Regions from separate parts of the Mus musculus genome. Here regions 2, 3 and 4 are each linked to region 1. A link is a contact called in ENCODE Hi-C or POLR2A ChIA-PET data. All regions are on one chromosome and are shown on one strand. Each heading gives the region's core, a stretch centred on a gene start or an enhancer-like site at or near the end of the contact. The rest is flanking DNA. Distances are from core to core; before and after follow the strand shown. Region 1 holds the start of Snx15 (sorting nexin 15). Region 2 holds the start of Ehbp1l1 (EH domain binding protein 1-like 1). Region 3 has its middle 9.8 kb from the start of Malat1. Region 4 holds the start of Neat1 (nuclear paraspeckle assembly transcript 1 (non-protein coding)).

Region 1 (4,490 bases), core at 607-3,106:
CTTTCTAGAGGACAGAAGTTCTATTCCCAGCACCAACGTGAGGGCACACAAGCGCTTGTAATTCCAATCAATAGGGATCTACCACCCTCTTCTGGCCTCCTTTGGTATTGCATGGAGAGTGCACAGATGTTTTTGTTTTTTAAAAAAACAACTACGTTTTAAATCTTTAAGTAAATAAGCCAGGAGGGGTAGTACACATTTTTAATCCCTAGGGATGCTGCACTGGGGAGGCAGAGGCAAATGGATCTCTGTTTGAGCCTGGTCTACAACACAAGTCCCAGGACAACCAGGGCTACAGGGAAAAAACATGCCTCGAAATAAATAAAGAAAAAAATTAAGTAAATAAATCTATAAAATAAAAAAAGGATCATCTTGTAGGGTGCTGTGGCAAGAGAGAGACATGGAGAGAGAGAGAGAGAGAATGAGAGAGAGAGAGAATGAGAATGAGAGAGAGAGAGAGAGTTCTCTAAAATGTGGGAGGCCATGAGTTCAACCCTAGCACTGGAAAAAAAAAACAACTCTATGCATGTGTAAGGCATGTGACTAGATCTAAAAGGCTAACAGGAAGACATAAGGGTTCTGAATGCCTTGTCATCCTTTCTACCCTCCGGCATCTTCCTAGAGACAATTATTATATTTGTATTTTTTGGCATGAAAAAGTAAACCCCCGGAACACTCTTGACGTATCTAAGACTCTGACTTAGATTGCTTTGGGAGCGACTTGTATGTGTTTGCTTCCTTTTAACAGTCGACAAGCCACTAATCAAACAGTTGCCAAGTTGAAAAAAATTTAAGTACAAGAAAATATATAGTCAGTCTTTCCGCAGCAACCCGGTTTCTCCCATTGGAGACCTCCATAGTTACCTTGGGTAAAATTCTAAAAGCATTCTTTCATGCTGATGTTTCTACGAGCTCATTCTAAGTTTTATTGTTACAAACACCAATTTCAGCTTATTGACTTCCTTATCTGTTAAGACCAGTCTTTTTTTTTTTTTGCGTGAGTTTTTAAAACCACACAAATTATATATATATAATATATAAATAGTATAATAAAATTATATGTGTATATGTGTATATACACACACACATACATTTAAACTTTTAAAGAGCTTTTTTTATAGTTGGTCCTGGTGGTGCACGCCTTTAATCATAGCACTTGGGAGGCAGATGCAGGAGGGTCTCGGTGACTTCCGGGCCAGTCTAGTTTACATCGTGAGTTCGCAAAAGCCAGGGCTGTCTCAAAAAAAGAAAAGATAGATAAATAAAAAGGTGGTGGTGGGGCTTTTACGGATCAAGCAGGGAAAATTACCAAAAGTTACTCTAAGCGATTAGAGAAGGAATATTTAGGTTAATCCGGAGTTTTCTTGCTTTGAGAAATTCGTAGACCGCATCTAGACATCACCAACAACAGAGAGGGGGTACCGGGCCAAGCGCAGAGCCAAGCTCCACAGACTTTAAAAAATGACCCTTAGCCCCGCCCCAGGAGGTGAGGCGCCTTAAATCTTCTGTCTCAGGCGCCTCTTAAAGGGGAAATCTATTTGTGTAGGCCAAACCGCGACCTCCTTGAAGCTCTTTGCCTTTAAGGTACAGCACGGATCCGGAGCTGCTTAAAAGGGTAATGCTCCCCCGCTGGGTCCCACCTCACCTGAGCGGTTACTTTGTACTCTGTGTAACCCTTGGGGTGGGTCCTAGGGTCCGAGACTGTGTAGTGTCGCAGGAAGTCATCCTTCGCTTGGCGCGACATGACAGCGGAGCCGGTCGCCGGCTCCTCCTCCTGCACGTCGCCCCCGCTCCCCGCGTGTTGAGCCTACTGCCACTGCCAGGATCCGGCCTGCGCCCTTCTTCAGGCCCAGGGACCTAGTCGCAAGTGACACAACCGTTCTTGGCTTGGGGGCGTGGCTAAGGGAGTGTCTGACAAGTTCTAGGTCATTGGTAAAGCGGAGTTCTAGGTAGAGACTAAGGATTGGTTGTTTGGGAGAGGATTTACCAGCTGGCATCCTGGCATGTGATTGAACCCACTTCCCCCTAACGTAAACCCTCCTTACAGACCTCCGAAACGTTTCTTTATTTATCTTCTTTACACTCATCCAGCCTCTTATTTATGAATTATTTTAAGCTAAGATCTCTGCTGTGTTGACCAACTTCTGGGCTTAAAATATTCTCCTACCTAAGCCTCCTGAGTATCTGGAACTTCAGGTGCTTGGCATAGGGTCTAACCCATGCAACTTTTATTGTGTTCAAAATGTGCCTAGCAGAGCCAAGTTCCCTGCCTCCCTGTGCGGATTGGGGGGTGGGGGGAACGACACACACTGACATTTTCTGATGCTGAAAAAACTGGATAGTGACAGAGGCTCTGAAATCACAACACTTACACGTATTTGAATTCCCCTTAACTGCTTCAAATTTGGGGAGGTTGGACGTTGAGATGATCTCATGTAGCCCAGTTTGGCCTCAGACTCTCTATGTAGTTGAGGCTGGCCTTGGATTTCTGACCCTCCAATTTCCATCTCCCAAATGCTGAAATCCTTGGTAAGCATTACATTTCCCTCTTGTAACTGCATGCATCTAGTTTTTCATCTATGGAAAGTGGTACCTGACACAGTATCTTCTGTAACAGATCAGATCAAGAGGCATGCTGGCACAACACAGGGATAGCGAAAACCCAACACCAATTGATCAAGGCCAAATTGGTGTGGAAGATTATCACTAAACATAGATTGCAGCACATCCCACCACTACCAGAAATCCCATCTTCAAATAGGAAAGAGTGGATAAAAGAACCATTAAGGGTTGGAGAGATGGCTCAGCGGTTGTGAGCACTGACTGCTCTTCCAAAGGTTCTGAGTTCAAGTCCCAGCAACCACATGGTGGCTCACAGCCATTCATAATGAGGTATGACGCCCTCTTCTGGGGTGTCTGAAGACAGCTACAGTGTGCTGTAAATATAATACATGTAAATATGTAAATATAATAAATAAATAAATCATTAAAAAAAAGAACCATTAAAAAATCTGAGGTGAGATGGCTCAGCAGTTAAGAGCACTGACTGCTCTTCCAAAGGTCCTGAGTTCAAATCCCAGCACCCACATGGTGGCTCACAACCATCTGTAATGAGATCTGACTCCCTTTTCTGGGGTGTCTGAAGACAGCAACAGTGTACTTACATATAATAAATAAATAGATCTTTTTTTTTTTTTAATCTGAGATGTTGGCTGCGGTGGTACATCACACTTTTAGTCCCAGCACTAAGGAGGCAGAGGCAGGTGAATCTCTGTTTTGAGGGCGAAAACAAACAAACAAACAAACAAGAAAATAAACCATTTGTTATAGTTTGTATATGCTCAGCCCAGGGAGTGGTACTATTGGAAGGTTTGGCCCTGTTGGAGTAGGTGTGTGGGTGTGGGCTTTGAGACTCTCCTCATTCTAGCTGCCTTAGAAGTCAGTCTTCCACCAGCTGCCTTCAGATGAAGATGTAGATCTCTCAGCTTCTCCTGTACCATGTCTGCCTGGATACTGCCATGCTACTTCCTTGATAATACTGGGCTGAACCTCTGAACCTGTAAGCCTGATCAAATTAAATGATGTCCTTTATAAGGGTTGCCTTGGTCATGGTGTCTTCTAGGAAGTGTTTTCTGAGAGCATAAAGAAGCTGGGTTCCAGAGATAGCCAAGGCACTTGGTAATGTATAAGAGTCACCCAGGTGGTACTGATTTTGAAGACATGAAGAGGTCAATGAAGAGCAGCTGAGGCTTGGCACTGTGAGAGGCCATGGAAGGCCATTGGTGAAGGTGCAGCCTCAGTTGTATTTGGTGGCCCAGGACTGAAGGAGTCATGCAAAGGAGTTGAGGCTTGGCACCATGAAGACAGCCTGTGAGGGGCTATTGGTTGAGGCCTGATTGCAGCAGAAGACCCCAGCGTGTTGGAGATGCCAGTTCCATGGGATGATCACCAAGAATGGCAGTGGCAGTGGAGTGGATCAACCTGAGCTTAGAGTGCTACAGAGGGCAGAGCTGGAGAAGTGACGCCAGCCCTTTGGAGGAGCCCGGAAGATCATGTGTGGATCCCAGACACTGAAACAAGAAGCTATAACACTGAAGTTGTTTTGGAGACCCCAAGATGTTCGAGATGCCAGAGCCATGGGCTATCTGCTGAGAAAAGCTGCTAACGGAGTAAAACCAGCCTAGGAAAGGGAAGTTTGTTGTAGCCAACAAAGATAAAAAAGAAGTTGGAGATCTGAAGATCGCTTTGACATCAGACATGGAGATGCAGAGTGTGGAGTCTGCCCAGCTGATTACAGCTAGGCGATTGGGTGAATCTAAGAGGAGGCTTTGGACCTTTAACATCGCTGAGACTGCTATAGACTGGGGATTTGGAAGTTGGACTAAATGTACTTTTTTATTATGCTGTGGGTAGGTTTGGCCTCCATGGACTCCTGTGTTTGAACAAGCTTATGGGGACCAGGGAGTGGAATGTAGTGGTTTGTATATGCT
Region 2 (4,490 bases), core at 577-3,076, 400 kb before region 1:
CCACTCTAGAGGCTGAGTCAGGACAAGTGGCTTACTGTTGTTAACCCTTGAGGTTTCTGAGACACAGAGATGCCGGCTAGATAAGGTCACACAGCTGAGTCTAGAGTCCTCTGACCCAGAAGTAAGCAACCATCCCCAGGCTTCAAACCACAGGCAATGGCCCAGCCAAGCTGTCCCAGAAAAGGGAAATAGCGGGTGCCTTGGGAGGGTGTGGCCTGGTTGGGTAGCCTGACTCAGGCCGCCACGCCTTCTTGGGAAGCCATGACCTAGGCAGGGGCCAGCTTCCTGTCCTGGCCTCCTGGCTAAGAAACCCAGCGGGGCCTTACCCATTTACTTGTGACTCAGCCCACTGACACCGTCTGTATAGTCTGTCTGCTCACCAGAACCATGCCCAGTGTCCCTCTGGCCTCACCCAGCGTGCTGGGGCAGGAGCCAGAGGCCAGAGTTCAAGTGCTAGCTCTGCTGTGTTAGCCTAACTAGTTCTTACGCTCCCTTACCCTTTACGGTATAAAGGGCCTCCGGGTACACTCAGCATGTTCAAGGCTGATGATTAATGGTGCTACCCCCAAAGACCCCAGCCTCTGCTCCTTCGCCTCCTTAGACCCCATGGTTCCGGCCTACCCCAGCTCTTCCCCCTTGGGAGTCTATATTTAGCCCTGCCTGGCCTGTGAGGCCCCCACAGCTGTGCCCTAATCCAGCCAAGGGAAGCTGACACCGGTGAGCACATATATTTAGGGTGTGACGCAGGGGCCTGGGCAGCTGCCCGGTGGGGACATGTGAGCCAGATGCCCCCAGGGGCCCTTGACAGTCCAATACAAGACCTGTCCTCTCTTGCAAGTCGTCCCCTCACCCAACTCTCTTTCCCTCCACGGACCCTCTCCTGAACCCACCAGCTCCTAGGACTTCAGGCCCCTTTAAGCCTCTCCCCGCCTCCCTGTTATCCATCCAAGCTCAGTTTCCCCTTTTAAGGACATTGTGGAGACAGCACCAGCTTCTGGGGCCCACTCTGGCTGAAGGGGGAGGGGCTGAAAAAGAGAAGGCCACATTTTCACCCTGAACTGGACTAGGAACCATGAAGTCTTTTCCACCCAAAGCCCCCTGGAGCCCTAAAATCTTGTTCCGTTTTCCACTGCTACCCTAGACCGCTGTCCTTGGCTTGAGGGCTTCTCCCCGAGTCCTGACCACAGCCGATTTAATGTGGGCCCAGGCTGATTCTCCCAAAGCCACCGAGTCTTGACCCCCACAAGGTTCTCCACAACAGGAGTCCCCCCAACCTGCCAGGCACTTCAGTGTCTGGAATACCTAGGATGGGAACCCCTTTAGCCTTTAGACTTGAGAGGATTTTTTTTCCAGGTTCAAACGAGTCAAACTAAGTTGAGTCCCACATCAGTCTTAGGGGACTCCCTCAGGCCCCGCTTCTACTCACCACTTCTTGGTGCACTCCAACACCAGTTCATGGTAACACGCCACAAACTGGAACTTGGCGGCCCGCTTGCCAACCCGCTGCAGGCGCTTCCACACTGAAGTCATGGCCTGAGGAACTCTGCCGGATCTCTTCTCAGGCTTGGGACTCCCTCTTGCCCACCACTGCTGGCTCAGCCAGGGTCCCCATGGTCTCTGGAGCTCTTTTCTTTGTCACCGGATCTGTCCGCCCCGTCCGTGTAGATATGTCTGAGGTTTAGACCTAGGCTGAGTTTGCCCGGGGTCCGCCTGGTGGGCTGGCTGAGTCTGCGGGGCCGTCGCGGCGCGTCGAGCTGGTCTCAGCTCAAGAGTAGCGAGCGCGCCGTTTCCTGGAGCCGCACCCCCCCCCCTCGCCCCGCGTCCGAAGGCGGGCGGGGCTGCAGCGCGGGGCGGGGCGACCCTGCTTCCGGGATCTAGCGTCCGGACTTGGACACCCGGGTACCCGGTTCGGGGGTGGAAGGAATGAGTACCGATCGCAAAGCCGGTTTGATGGGCGCCCGCGAGTCAAATGGGGTTAGGGTGACGTGTGAGCTCCAAGAGGTGGCAGCCCTCAACTTGGTGCCACCCTCCAAAAGAGCTGCCTCTGCTGTCTCCCTTATATCTGCAACCTTGGTACTGGTTGGTACCCCATTTCCCAAGCTTGTAAAGTAGAGACCTAGAAAGGAAAAGAACCGTCCACTGAGCCAGAGTTAACGGTTCTTAACTCTGGGGTGGGAGATTCTTGTTAGCACCCATGCAGAGCCCCAGAGCCAGCCTTGGTGAGATATACCTAGAGTCTCCAAACCTGACTCCTCATATGGCACAAGGGAAAACAATCCTCACATCTCACAAGCAGTGAAAGGTTCTGTCTGTCTGTCTGTCTGGTGCCCCCCCCCCCCCCGAGACAGGGTTTTTCTGTCCTGGAACTCACTTTGTAGATCAGGCTGGCCTCAAACTCACTAGTTTTTACTAAAGAGTGCCACCCTGAACAAAGCACACACTCTGCGCCTCAGTTTTGAAGTCTGTTAAATGGGGCCAATTACAGTTCTATCTTTTATGTATGTCATTGAAGTCTGAAGATGGGGAAAGCGGTTGGCTTAGGGCTGGGCTGATTTTGTCTCATTACGCGCAATCCGTTATCAGAACTAGAGAAAATATGTACATGGGTGGTTTTTGCTCCTCCCCTGGGAAGTCCCTGGGGCGTTAGCTGCTGTGTTAACACCTAGATTAGACTCCTTATCGCTCACACATCCAATTCACACTGTAATGAGCCTTGCAAGGTGTTTTATACCCAGCTAGAGAGATGGCCTGGAGCAACACATCAACGTGTCACCTGCCTGGTAACCCTCAATTTGGTTAGGATGTCTGGTCTTGCAGGCGTGTTAGCCTATCGGCATCTTCAGCAGGCAAGTGACTATGGTAGGAGGTGGGGATGAGGATGCTTGGGTGCAACTTTGAGAATGTGCAGGCTTATTCCTGTGGGCTGAACACCCAGTTTTGTCTATCATATCGCTGTGGTCCTCTGCTTCCTCTCTACGGAAGCAGTTTATGTGCAACCCTACAGGTCCTTCGTGCTGTCTCGGGGTAGGCTGGGTGCTCTGAGACTGCAGCACAGGGGCCTGAGCCAGGCGAAACGATGCTCTGAGCCCGGCTGCCATCTCCCTCCCTTCCAAGGCTTGTCTACAAACTGAAACTTGTTTACTCCTTTCGGCCTCCACACCCCTCCTTCCCAGCAATCCCTACAGCTCACGGGGCACCAACTCTAAGACTCTTCTTGGACCTTTCCCTATTCATGGGGATGGGCCCCTGGGTCAGGCAGCTCCGGCCCACCCATTTCCTGTGCCAACTCCTCCCAGCACGGGAGGTGGAAAGTTTCTCTCCTCAAGATGGGCGGCTCCTTCCTTCCCAAAAGGCTCAAAGCAAGGCGGAAGGGCATGCTGGGTTCGAAAACGTAGAGCCCAAGGGGAAAAGACTTGACCGCTTTCATATTGCTGCAGGGCCAGCTTCCAACCTTGCCCGCAAGAGGGAAGATTCGCATCTCACGCCCATTAAGCCTTTCGCTAGGGGGTCTTGGGCGCCACCTGCCGGCAGAACGTAGACTACACTTGCCAGAAAACTATTCCCCAACCCAGTACCAATTAACCAGGCAATCACAATACAATGCTGAAATTATTTATTTTCCCGCCCAGGAACTGGCCGCTAAACTTAAATATCCAGCATAAAGACCTTAGCCTTTCTGGTCGTGGGTGGCTACAGAGGTGGGTTCTGGAGCCCTTGTCCCAGGCAATGAACCCCTGGGGCCACTGGTAGGGATGCCGCTGAGCCAGCAGCTGCAAGAGGCAGCAAAAGACGAAAAAGAGATGAGAGCTAGGCACTCATCCCAGTCCCAGAGATGCAAACGGGAGTGCAAGACGCTTTGGGCCCCACAGTCAGACTAAGGGCTGGCCAAGCTAGGGTGCACACATGTGGGAGAAGTGGAAGCCCAGGACACTGGGCACAGGCTGCAATCTTGACCGCTTTGCCTGATGGGTATAATGCCTTGCCCTCCTGAAGTGAGGTGAGGTGGTACCGGTAAAAGAGCAGGCACTGTAGACTAAGGACTTGCTGAAGGGCAAGTTTTGAGCCTTTTGTATGGGTGCGTTCCTATCCACCTCAGCTTTCAAAGGCTGATTTGGAAAGCATCCTGCAACCACTGGTCACGGGCATTGTGAGTCTGGGGTACGGTGAGGGGTGGAGGGTCTGGGGGCAGGCTGGCATCAGGAGGCTCCTCGTCATCAGACAGGCCGGCATCAGGTGGGTAGGAGCTGTCCGAGTGCAGAGAGGATGACAGGTCCTGGCACAAGCTCAGGTCTTGGCACAGATGCTTGTAGTCCTGGATCGACTCGTACAGGCCCCACAGCTGGCACAACAGGGACATATCCAGCTGTCGCAGCCCCACCTACAGACAACTGACAGTGGGCTGGAGTTGGGGGTCCGGGCCACCCCCAGAATTCCCACCGTGGACGACAACCCTATCCAATCTTCCTGCACCTTTAAGTGAAAGTTCTGAG
Region 3 (4,490 bases), core at 861-3,360, 320 kb before region 1:
TGCGTCCTCATGCCGGCCCTGCCCAGCCCAGACTCAACCTGACACATCTGCCTGGAATGTTCCCTGCCCGGCCCCCACCCCCAGCACCCAACTTTAAATAGCAAAGCCATTCTTGTCATATGTCACATGTCAGCATTCCTTCTCCCAAGGACCCTTGACTAGCACCTCCAGGCGTCCCTCAGCTCCACCCACAGTGACACAGTCCCTGCACCACACGTACTTCTGAGCTGTGTCTGTTTACTAGGCTTCTGAGTTCCCCTAAGGGTCAAAGGTAACTTCTTGGCTTGCTTGCATGCTTGCTTGCTTGCTTTGGGGAGGAAGTTGTGCCGGGAAATCCTCTACAGAAATAACAAGGAAGTCTGTGCCTGCTGAGGGGACCGCAGCTCTCATCCATTGATTCTGTTTGGAGACTCAGCTGCACTACCCTGAGGCCAGAGCTCATTCCAGGCTCCACTTCTGACTACTGTGACCAAGCAGCTGTGCCTTCCCCCAGATGTCACTCTTCCCCCTAGAAGCTTCTAGATAGACATACGAATTCCCAAAGAATGAGCACCATCAGGATTTCTGGGGCTGGCTCATTCCAGCCCAGCACCTCACGCTCCAGGAAAGCCAAAAGCAGCTGCTGGTGGGAGGAAGGGAGAGGGAGGCAGCTGTCCCCATCCACCCCCAGCCCCAGCTCACTGAGCCCTTTCAGCCTACACTGAGAACTCTAGACCCAGCAGGACTGAGAACTGAACACTGAGAAAGGAAAAGTCGATGGAAACATCCATGACTATTCTACTCCAAGCCTTCCTTCAGCTGAGGACTAGGTGTCCACAGAGAGAGCCAGGCCAGAAGGCCCGGGTCACAGAGGTCACTCTGCCTCAATTCCTCCTCCTTCCTTACCCCTTCCTTCAGACAGGGCCAAACCCACCCTCAGCTTGTGCCCTCTTAGGGCTTCTCTGTCCAGATCTGATGTCAGAGTGCTGGCCACTGAAGGGACCTATCCATCCTGCTTGCCCTGACTGTGGACAGACCGTGGAGCCATGCCTACCGAGGGCATCTTGAGTTAACCTGTGCTTGGTTTTGTTTAATCACTGCCTGTGAGCTAGCTTAACAGTTAAAAATGCTCCCTGTCTTCCTGGAGTCCAGCCTCAGCTTGATGAGGTCATTCTGCACGAGGCTCCCGTGTCATCCACACAATCATCCTTGGTGTGGCCCTGACCTGGTGCTGGGGACTCTCAAAGGTTCCCTTAGGTTCCAGACAGCTCCCACTGATCTGCCCCGTGCAAGCCAGCACTGTGGCCTGAAGAAGTCAGACAGAGATATATCATCACCCAGTATGGCCAGTTCGATAGGCTGAATGGTGGGTACGGAGCCCCAGATAGGCCTGGGGACTTGGATGTCCTGAATCCAGTAGGAGTATCAGCTCGATCTTACTCAGCCCAAATGTCCCCATCTTCCTCACTTGTACTTTGACCCCCCCCCCCATCCTGGCTGTCACAGAACGTCCACACACACAGTCCCCAGGAGTCCCCCACACATGGCCCCAGGCTGGTTCCTCTACATCCATCCTATACTTAGAGAGCTCTGTCCTCAGAGCTCCACCTCTCTGACTCAGTTTATCCCTCACTGAAATGGGACGCACCTATGAAGCTGTGATCTGCTTAGCACAGACCCTGGCTCGAGGGATGGGCTCCTGAAAGTGGTGGCTGTCACTACTGTTGCCTGCCACCTGCCTACCCACCCTCTTCTAGCACTAAGCAGAGTGGGGCACACTGCTGATGACAGCAGTAGAAGCTGTTGAGTTGCAAGCAGCCATGGATCACCAGTAGATGCCCAAGCCCTCCTAGATCCCTAGAGCTGATGAGCCAGGCACATCGCAAGAAAGGGTTAAACATTTCAAGTTTCTTTATATCTGTCTTGGAACAGGAGGAGGTGGATGAGAGGGAAGAACAAAATTCAAGCTAGTGGCTGGATGGAATTTTCCTGAGTTCATAAACAGGGCTCCTAAGGGAGATCACCATGGAGACAGTCTCGTGTGCCTGCCGTCTGGTTATTTCCAGCTTGGTGCATCACACAGGCTCCTGGCTCTTTCATTGGCTGTCACCACTCTCACCACCCGGAGCTGACACAGAATTGGTCCAGGGCTGGGATGTGCTGGAAGCTGTTGTTCTGAGCTGAGGAAGATATAGATAGGCTGCCATGGTCATTGCAGTAGCCACTGCTTTCCTCTCTGACCCCCTTGGGAGTCGGGAGTTGCCTTCTTTGTGCTTGAAGTACTTTTTCTAGCCAGAAGATGCTGGCTAGTCATGGCCTGCCATGACTTTGAAGGCTAACTTTTTTCCTGTTCCACAGTGGTCGAGGAAAGTCCTCGCTTTCACTGCCTACCTCAGGAGATTTGCCACCTTGCTGCCAAAAGAGATATTCATTCCAAGACTCTCACCCTTTTAGGCTGAGGGTCTAGCTGAGCCAAGCTTACAAATCCAAGTTTTCCAGTTTATAAGCTATAGGCTTGCTCTTCAGTGAACAACACTGGTGTCAGACTAAGGCAGTATGGCCCTGTGAGGTGGAGAGTGGGCATAACTGATTTTGTCAACAAAGTGCAGAGACCCAGGACCTGGGAGCCCCTTAGGAGTCTCCTGCTGGCTCCATACCAAGTTCCCTTGGGATGATCAGCAGCCTCCACAGCCAACACAGACTCCTTTTTCTTCTTGGGAAAAAAAGATACCTCTGTAGATATCTTCAGAGGTCCATTCTGGCTCTGACATTCAATAATCCTGAACTAAGGCTGCGTGTGACAGTGGACATCTGTAGTGCTAACTGCCAAGAGCAGGAGTTTAAACATGGCCTCTGTCGCAAACAGGAGGTCAGACATGGTGTGGCACATTTTCAATCTCAATACTCATGAAACAGAGGCAGGTGGATCTCTGAGTTCAAGACCAGCTTGGTCTACAGAGCAAGTTTCAGGACAGCCAGGGCTACACAGAGAAACCCTGCCTCAAAGAAAAATAAATTACATGAAGATCTTCAGTTAGTAGGTTGGTAGATTGAACAAACTGATTTTTTTTTTTGTCTGTTTGTGTTTGTTTTTCAGAGAGGGTTTCTCTGTGTAGCCCTGACTGTTCTGGAACTCACTCTGTAGTTGTAGGGTGGTCTGGAACTCAGAGATCTGCCTGCCTCTATGTCCCAACTGCTGGGATTAAAGGATTATAGAGGCCTGGCATGACTGGTTGATTTTTGAGACAGGGTCTCATTATGTAAAAAGCCAGTCTCCTGATTTAAATTTTGATCTTGCTTCCCCTCAGCCCCCAATTCATGTGCTAGAAATATAACCCAGGGTTGCTAGACAGGGCTCTATTAGTAAGGTACGTCTTCAGCCAATGAACCTAATTTAAACACCTGCCTGATACACACAGTGAATCTGTACAGAGCACATATCTATAGTCATTCGTGGCACACCAAGGGCTTCCCACTGGCAGGCCATACTCACCTCTACTAACTGTACACAGCTTTAGAAGCAAAATGGCTTCCCACACCACAGGTAAGAGAGGCTCGGAAGGATAGGGGAGCTTGCACAAGCTCGCACAGCCCCCTAACAAGGTCACAATTTAAAGCCTGGTGGTCAGGGTCAGGTGCTGGTAGCTCACACCTTTAATCTCAGCACTCAGGACACAGAGGCAGGTGGCCCTCTGTGAGTTTGAGGCCAGCCTGGTCTATGTAGAGAATTTCAGGGTAGCCAGGGCTACATTGTGGAGACCCTGTATAAAATGAAAACAACAACAACAACAAAAAACCCACAATAAATAAATAAAAACCTGGTGGTCTGGAATCAAGTCTGCAGAGGTATCTTTCTCAGCAGCAATAGGAATTAAAATGAAAAACTTTGCAGCATAGCCTACACTGGTGGGGAAGCTGTGTGGGGCAGGGCAGCCCCTGCTGGTGGGGAAGCTGTGTGGGGCAGGGCAGCCCCTGCTGGTGGGGAAGCTGTGTGGGGCAGGGCAGCCCCTGCTGGTGAGGATGCTGTGTGGGGCAGGGCAGCCCACACTGGTGGGGAAGCTGTGTGGGGCAGGGCAGCCCCTGCTGGTGAGGAAGCTGTGTGGGGCAGGGCAGCCCACACTGGTGGGGAAGCTGTGTGGGGCAGGGCAGCCCCTGCTGGTGAGGATGCTGTGTGGGGCAGACCTTGGAGAAAGTTCCACCGTGTAGTCTTGCCACAGTACCTCAAGAAAACTGTTGTGTTCTCTTGGCCTCAGTTTCCCCCTCAATAGAAGAGTTAGCCCAGATCTACAAGAGGGGTTAATGACAGAAGGATTTTTTGAACTTGGGCCTTCCTAGAGAAGCAGAGGAGGTCTCGTAGGCTCCATAGACTGTCTTATCCTAGAAAAGGCCAACCCTGAAGCCCAGAACCAGCCCACCCAAGGCCCCAGACATGTTCCTGTCACAGCTGCTCACATTCTGATGAACAGCCATGAGAACAGAGAAAATGAAGCACACCTGAAGACTCCCTGTTC
Region 4 (4,490 bases), core at 1,240-3,739, 280 kb before region 1:
GAGTCTGCCAACCTCCCCATACTATGGTTTCAGAGCCCACAACGGGAGGCGTTTACAAGCCCCTCCCCAGCTTCACTTCTTGGCAATCAGCTTCCCCCCACCAGGCTCCACCCCTGTGGCCTGCCTAGGTCAGGGTAGTGACAACCATCTATTGAGCAACTAAGAAAAGCTTTTCAATGTCACCCTTCCCCATTCAACAGTGAAGCAAAACAATTTTGCTCTTCCCCTTGTAGGATTTTGGTATTTTCCAAGCAACTGCATCTCAAAGTAGTGCCACCTGCAGGGATTTACCATCAGCCTTTAGATTTTCATGTGAACTATTTAGTTCCCAAACTGTTATTCCCATCAACCCACGGTTCCAGGCACAATCCTCACCCGCACCCCGACTCCTTCAACCCACCAATGCCAAGCTGAGCCCTGCTTTCTCCCACAAGTCCCATATCTGGTGCCAAAAGTATTATTCCCAAGCTTGATCCATAACTCAGGTTTCACCTTGGAAGGCCATTGTTTCAGGACACTGTCATCTGAGCAGGGCTGTGAACCCAGGCCAGCCTGGTATACACAGCCAGGCCCTAAGTCATAAAAGCTAATGAACAAAAGGGGCCAGAACCACTGTTGCCACTCAACCACCCAGTATCAAATCCACACCCTGGGAGAGACCATTCCCAGGGACCACTTCGGGCCCACGGATCCCTTTTAGTCCAGAAGACGTCCCAAAGCCCAAATTAGATACGGCATCTACCAAGTCGGCAGAATTTGTGGCTAACTTGCGCCTTCCCACTGTTAAACCACAAACCCTACCCATTTTACAACCAGCTCCATCTAAGGAAGATTCCTCCACACCAGTCATTTACAACCCAACAGCTTTCCCCAACACCCACAAGTTTTCAGTTAAGAATCCCTCTGACCAATGCAGAGGCAGGCAGGCTGCAGAAGCAGGGAAGGTGGGCGAGGTCACTGGGGTCCCGATCTACAGTGCAGCACGCTGCGCAGACGTTAAAGTGTCCTACACCTTACGCAATCTTCTCGAGGCCAAGTTCGCAGCACAGAACTACAAAGGCTGGATGGAGGCTTGTTTAGAAGATGCAGCAGTCGAACGCCTCTACCCCCATGAAAAAGGGTGCCTGCTGCCATTCATGCATCCGCAAAGAATGATGCTCCCAGAACAAGACATTCATCTGGAACATTCACAGCCGACGGCCCCTCCGGCTGGAAGCACCTGCCCACCCCCTACAAGCTGACTTCAACGATGGCCTCCTGAGCACAGGGCTTCCTGAGAAAGGCCTGGACCCAGGGCAGGGACGCGCTTCCTAAGCCTCTGGAATTCACTGTGTAGGCGTCAACCGAGGCCGCTGTCTCCTCCAGGGTGAGCCCTCCTGCACTGCTACGACTCACACTGGCAGGGGCTCCATATCTCCTGGTGCCATCTGCTTGCCATGGTGAACACTATAGTGATAAACCACGTCCATGAAGCATTTGGGTGACCGGAAACATGGCTGTGAGCCCACCCCAGGGTCCACACTCACGTCCCGCCCTCTGTGAATCAACACCATCCCTCCCCGCCCAGTCAGGGTGTCCTCCACCTTTACCAAAATGCCGTGCCCAAGACTCCAGCACCGACTCTACATCCTCCACAGGCTTACCGGACGACCCAGGGGCAAGGTTTTAAGTGACCCCTTAACCTCAGAGTGAGGGGCAAGAGTAGGGAAGAGTGAGACCACAGAAGAGGAAGCACGGAACCTAGGCAAAGTCCAGAGAGGGCACTGCTATCTGAAAAATAAAGTTGTGATTAATGTGGCCCCAAGACTTGCGCCTTCAATCTCCATGGTCCCCGCCTGGCAGACCTGACAGTAAAAACAACTTGTCTCTGCAGCCTCCTCCGGCCTCCCCTCGCACCCCGAAGTGGGTGCAGACAGGCCACACCCAAATTACATACCACCCTGGGCCAGAGCTGTCCGCCCAGCGAAGCTAAGTCCACCTTCCATAAGACCAGGCCTCATCCCCAGGTGGGTTCACAACCCCTTATCTGGAAAAAAAGGGGTCTGCTGGTTTTGTCAAGATCAAAGGCGACCTCCACTACGCACCTAGTCCTGCCCCACTGCCTGTCCTCTATGATTTCCGGGGCCTTCAAGGGCCCCCAGTCCACCCGTCTCCATCAACTGCTGCTCTGCCACTCAAGTTAGGACACTGCCCCCATGTAGGCCTGTGAAACTTGTGCCCTCCTGGACGTCAAGTGCCAGCAGACAGCAGGGATAGCCTGGTCTTGAAAGCTGCTGGTTCTTTGTGGATTGTTAAAGGCGCTTTGGAAGCTGCCTTCCACACGTCCACTGTCCCAAAATCTAGTCTCCTTTATACTTAGCCCCGCTTCTCCTCGCACCCCCATCCTAGTGGCTGCCTCTAATTCTGCCACCTCTCTCATCTGAGCCCTGAACTGGCCACTGCCTCCCCACCACTAGCCCCAAGAGCGAGCCCTCCTTGTCACTAACTCCTACAGGTGGAGGTTACAACTTTTGCTTTTATACTCTTGTGTCGCGTCACCCAAACACTGCTAAACGGAACGATTCCTCCACGGGCACTTAAAAAAAAGTTCCTCCCCGACCTAGCCACAGAGCCAAAGGAGCCCACGAGGGGCGGGTCATGGCCTCCGTCAACCGCCACTCCCTCAGATTGCTCAATGATCCTTTTCTGCTCCTAGCGGTGCGTCACAGGATGAAGGGCATATCCAAAGATGATATTTGGGCGGTGAACACCACCGGGGATAAGTAAGTCCCCTTTGCTGCTGAAGGGTAGGGTCAGCTGTTGGGGAAGAGGGTCACACCGAATGTCAGCGCTGAAGGAAAAGTACACGGGTCGCCTCAGGTCACCACGCCCCGACGAGGTCCGAAAGTAGGGCCGGCAGAAAGCCTGGAAAATTCCACTCGGTGGCGGAGGGATCTCTGCGGTGGCGCGTCAGGCGGTAGGGGTGGGGGGGTTGGGGCGGGACCGGGCGCGTGACTTCTCGGGCGTTGCCGCCGCCTGCTCGCAGGGTGACGTCAGTGCGGGCAGCAGCAGGGTGGGGGTGGGGAAGAACTATCCCAGCAGCTTGGGTGGAATGCTTAATTGCGTCTAAGGTTAATTAAATTGCGGGAAAGGTGGTTGCAAGCTATGATAAAGCAAGACTTTTGTATGGTACACATGCATATAGAATGAATGTGTGTATGTAATGTTTATGGTTGAAGAGCGCCCAGTACAGTTAAGTGATTTTAGAAAACATTTTTGCTTTTGGGTGTGGTATAGTGAGAAAAAATATTTTTAAGCTGCATTTCTCTGCGACAGTGTATGGTGGAGTTCAAGGCGTGGGTTTAATGACCACTGGGGGAGCCAGGCTGGCTGTCTACTTGGGGTGGGGTCCAGCACAGGTCCAAAAGCAAACGTTGTCCACAAACAAGGGCTTAGTGAGGGTTTTGAAAAGGGGAATTGTCACCGCCCATGTCAGTGAGGAGCTCGGACAGTCTGACAACCCCCCACCCCCACCCCACCCCGCCATGAAGCATCTACTCAGCTCTTCTGCCACCTGCCTCCACATCCCCCCCCCCCCATACTCCCCAAAATAAAAAAGCTGGTTCAAGCACGCAGAATGAAAAAGGCAGCTGGCAGAATTAACTGCCCGGAAGTCTCCTCCCAGGCTCGACACCCACTCTACAAACAAAACCACCCAGTGACAACAGGCTCCCTTAGCAACCCGGAGGAGGGAAGGAGGGGGTTGTTTTCCGGCCTCTAGCATATGGAATCTGCAAGCAAGGCCCGGCCTAGACTGCACCCTCCCGTTCCCGGAAAACTGGTGACTCTCTCTCTCATGTGACCAGCACAGAGGGTGATTATGTGGCAAGTGCTGGCTTGCTCACCGGTTCTTATGCCACGTAGATTCCTGCGCCTCACCCTTCTCCAAGGGCTAACCTAATCAGCCTTTTATTTATCTTTCTTTCTTTTTAATTCCAGAAAGGGTCTCATTTTGTCTCATACTGGCCTGTACTTCTTGGCTCATCCTCCTGCCTCAACCTTTTTAGTGCTGGGATTACATTACCACTATGTCCGCCTGGCATCAGTTCCAAGTGTCGGTGGTGGGTGGCGGTGACTGCCTGCAAGAACAGGGAGTTGCTTGTTAAAATGTTCTAGAATGCCAGGAGGCGGCTATGAAAGCAGGAGGGAGGGAGGGGCTCCCTGTGGCGGGCCTAGCCTGTGGAGTCAGTCTTTTCTGACTTTGAGGTGCTTAGGCAATTGTTCAACCACCTTCAATTTCCCTTCATATTATTCTTCAGTCCCAGGAACAGCTTTTGAGACTTTTTTTTTTTTGAATTAGTAGGAACAGGGTTAATTGGTAACACACCAAGCCTAGGGCTGTGTAAAGCTAGGTCGCCTGGTCACGCACAGATGAAGCATTTGTGTGCTCACAAGTCTGCAGCAGCCCAGGGACTGTCTCCAGTTCTCAAGGGCAAGATGGCAGTGTCAGA

Evidence for each region. A loop is a pair of places that touch in the nucleus more often than their neighbours do. ChIA-PET counts read pairs that join two places held with the same protein, here RNA polymerase II (POLR2A).
Region 2: a loop to region 1 is called in a map of heart, with 5 times the contacts of the local background. The contact joins the promoter of Ehbp1l1 here to the promoter of Snx15 in region 1. A Hi-C loop is called at or near these places in 1 of 37 maps with a recorded cell type or tissue (heart). POLR2A ChIA-PET finds 5 or more read pairs at or near these places in 1 of 5 experiments (embryonic stem cell).
Region 3: POLR2A ChIA-PET joins it to region 1 with 13 read pairs in embryonic stem cell. The contact joins the enhancer-like site here to the promoter of Snx15 in region 1. POLR2A ChIA-PET finds 5 or more read pairs at or near these places in 3 of 5 experiments (Patski and embryonic stem cell).
Region 4: POLR2A ChIA-PET joins it to region 1 with 17 read pairs in embryonic stem cell. The contact joins the promoter of Neat1 here to the promoter of Snx15 in region 1. POLR2A ChIA-PET finds 5 or more read pairs at or near these places in 4 of 5 experiments (Patski and embryonic stem cell).

Annotation. Positions count from the first base shown.
Region 1 is chr19:6,126,404-6,130,893 of GRCm38, forward strand. It overlaps Snx15 (sorting nexin 15), which reads right to left and starts at 1,857. Exons shown (of 8, transcript NM_026912.2): 1 at 1,646-1,857. The coding sequence starts at 1,744.
Region 2 is chr19:5,724,491-5,728,980 of GRCm38, forward strand. It overlaps Ehbp1l1 (EH domain binding protein 1-like 1), which reads right to left and starts at 1,827. Exons shown (of 19, transcript NM_053252.3): 1 at 1,427-1,827. The coding sequence starts at 1,530. Fam89b (family with sequence similarity 89, member B) reads right to left here. Exons shown (of 2, transcript NM_181452.2): 2 at 3,597-4,378. The coding sequence ends at 4,100.
Region 3 is chr19:5,810,194-5,814,683 of GRCm38, forward strand. No RefSeq gene overlaps it. Among named protein-coding and RNA genes, the nearest start is that of Malat1, 9.8 kb to the left of the region's middle. Within about 2 kb of position 2,111, at least 2 of the 3 ENCODE cell types and tissues checked have a DNase peak (open chromatin) inside an H3K27ac peak, as active enhancers do.
Region 4 is chr19:5,842,989-5,847,478 of GRCm38, forward strand. It overlaps Neat1 (nuclear paraspeckle assembly transcript 1 (non-protein coding)), which reads right to left and starts at 2,490. Exons shown (of 1, transcript NR_131212.1): 1 at 1-2,490.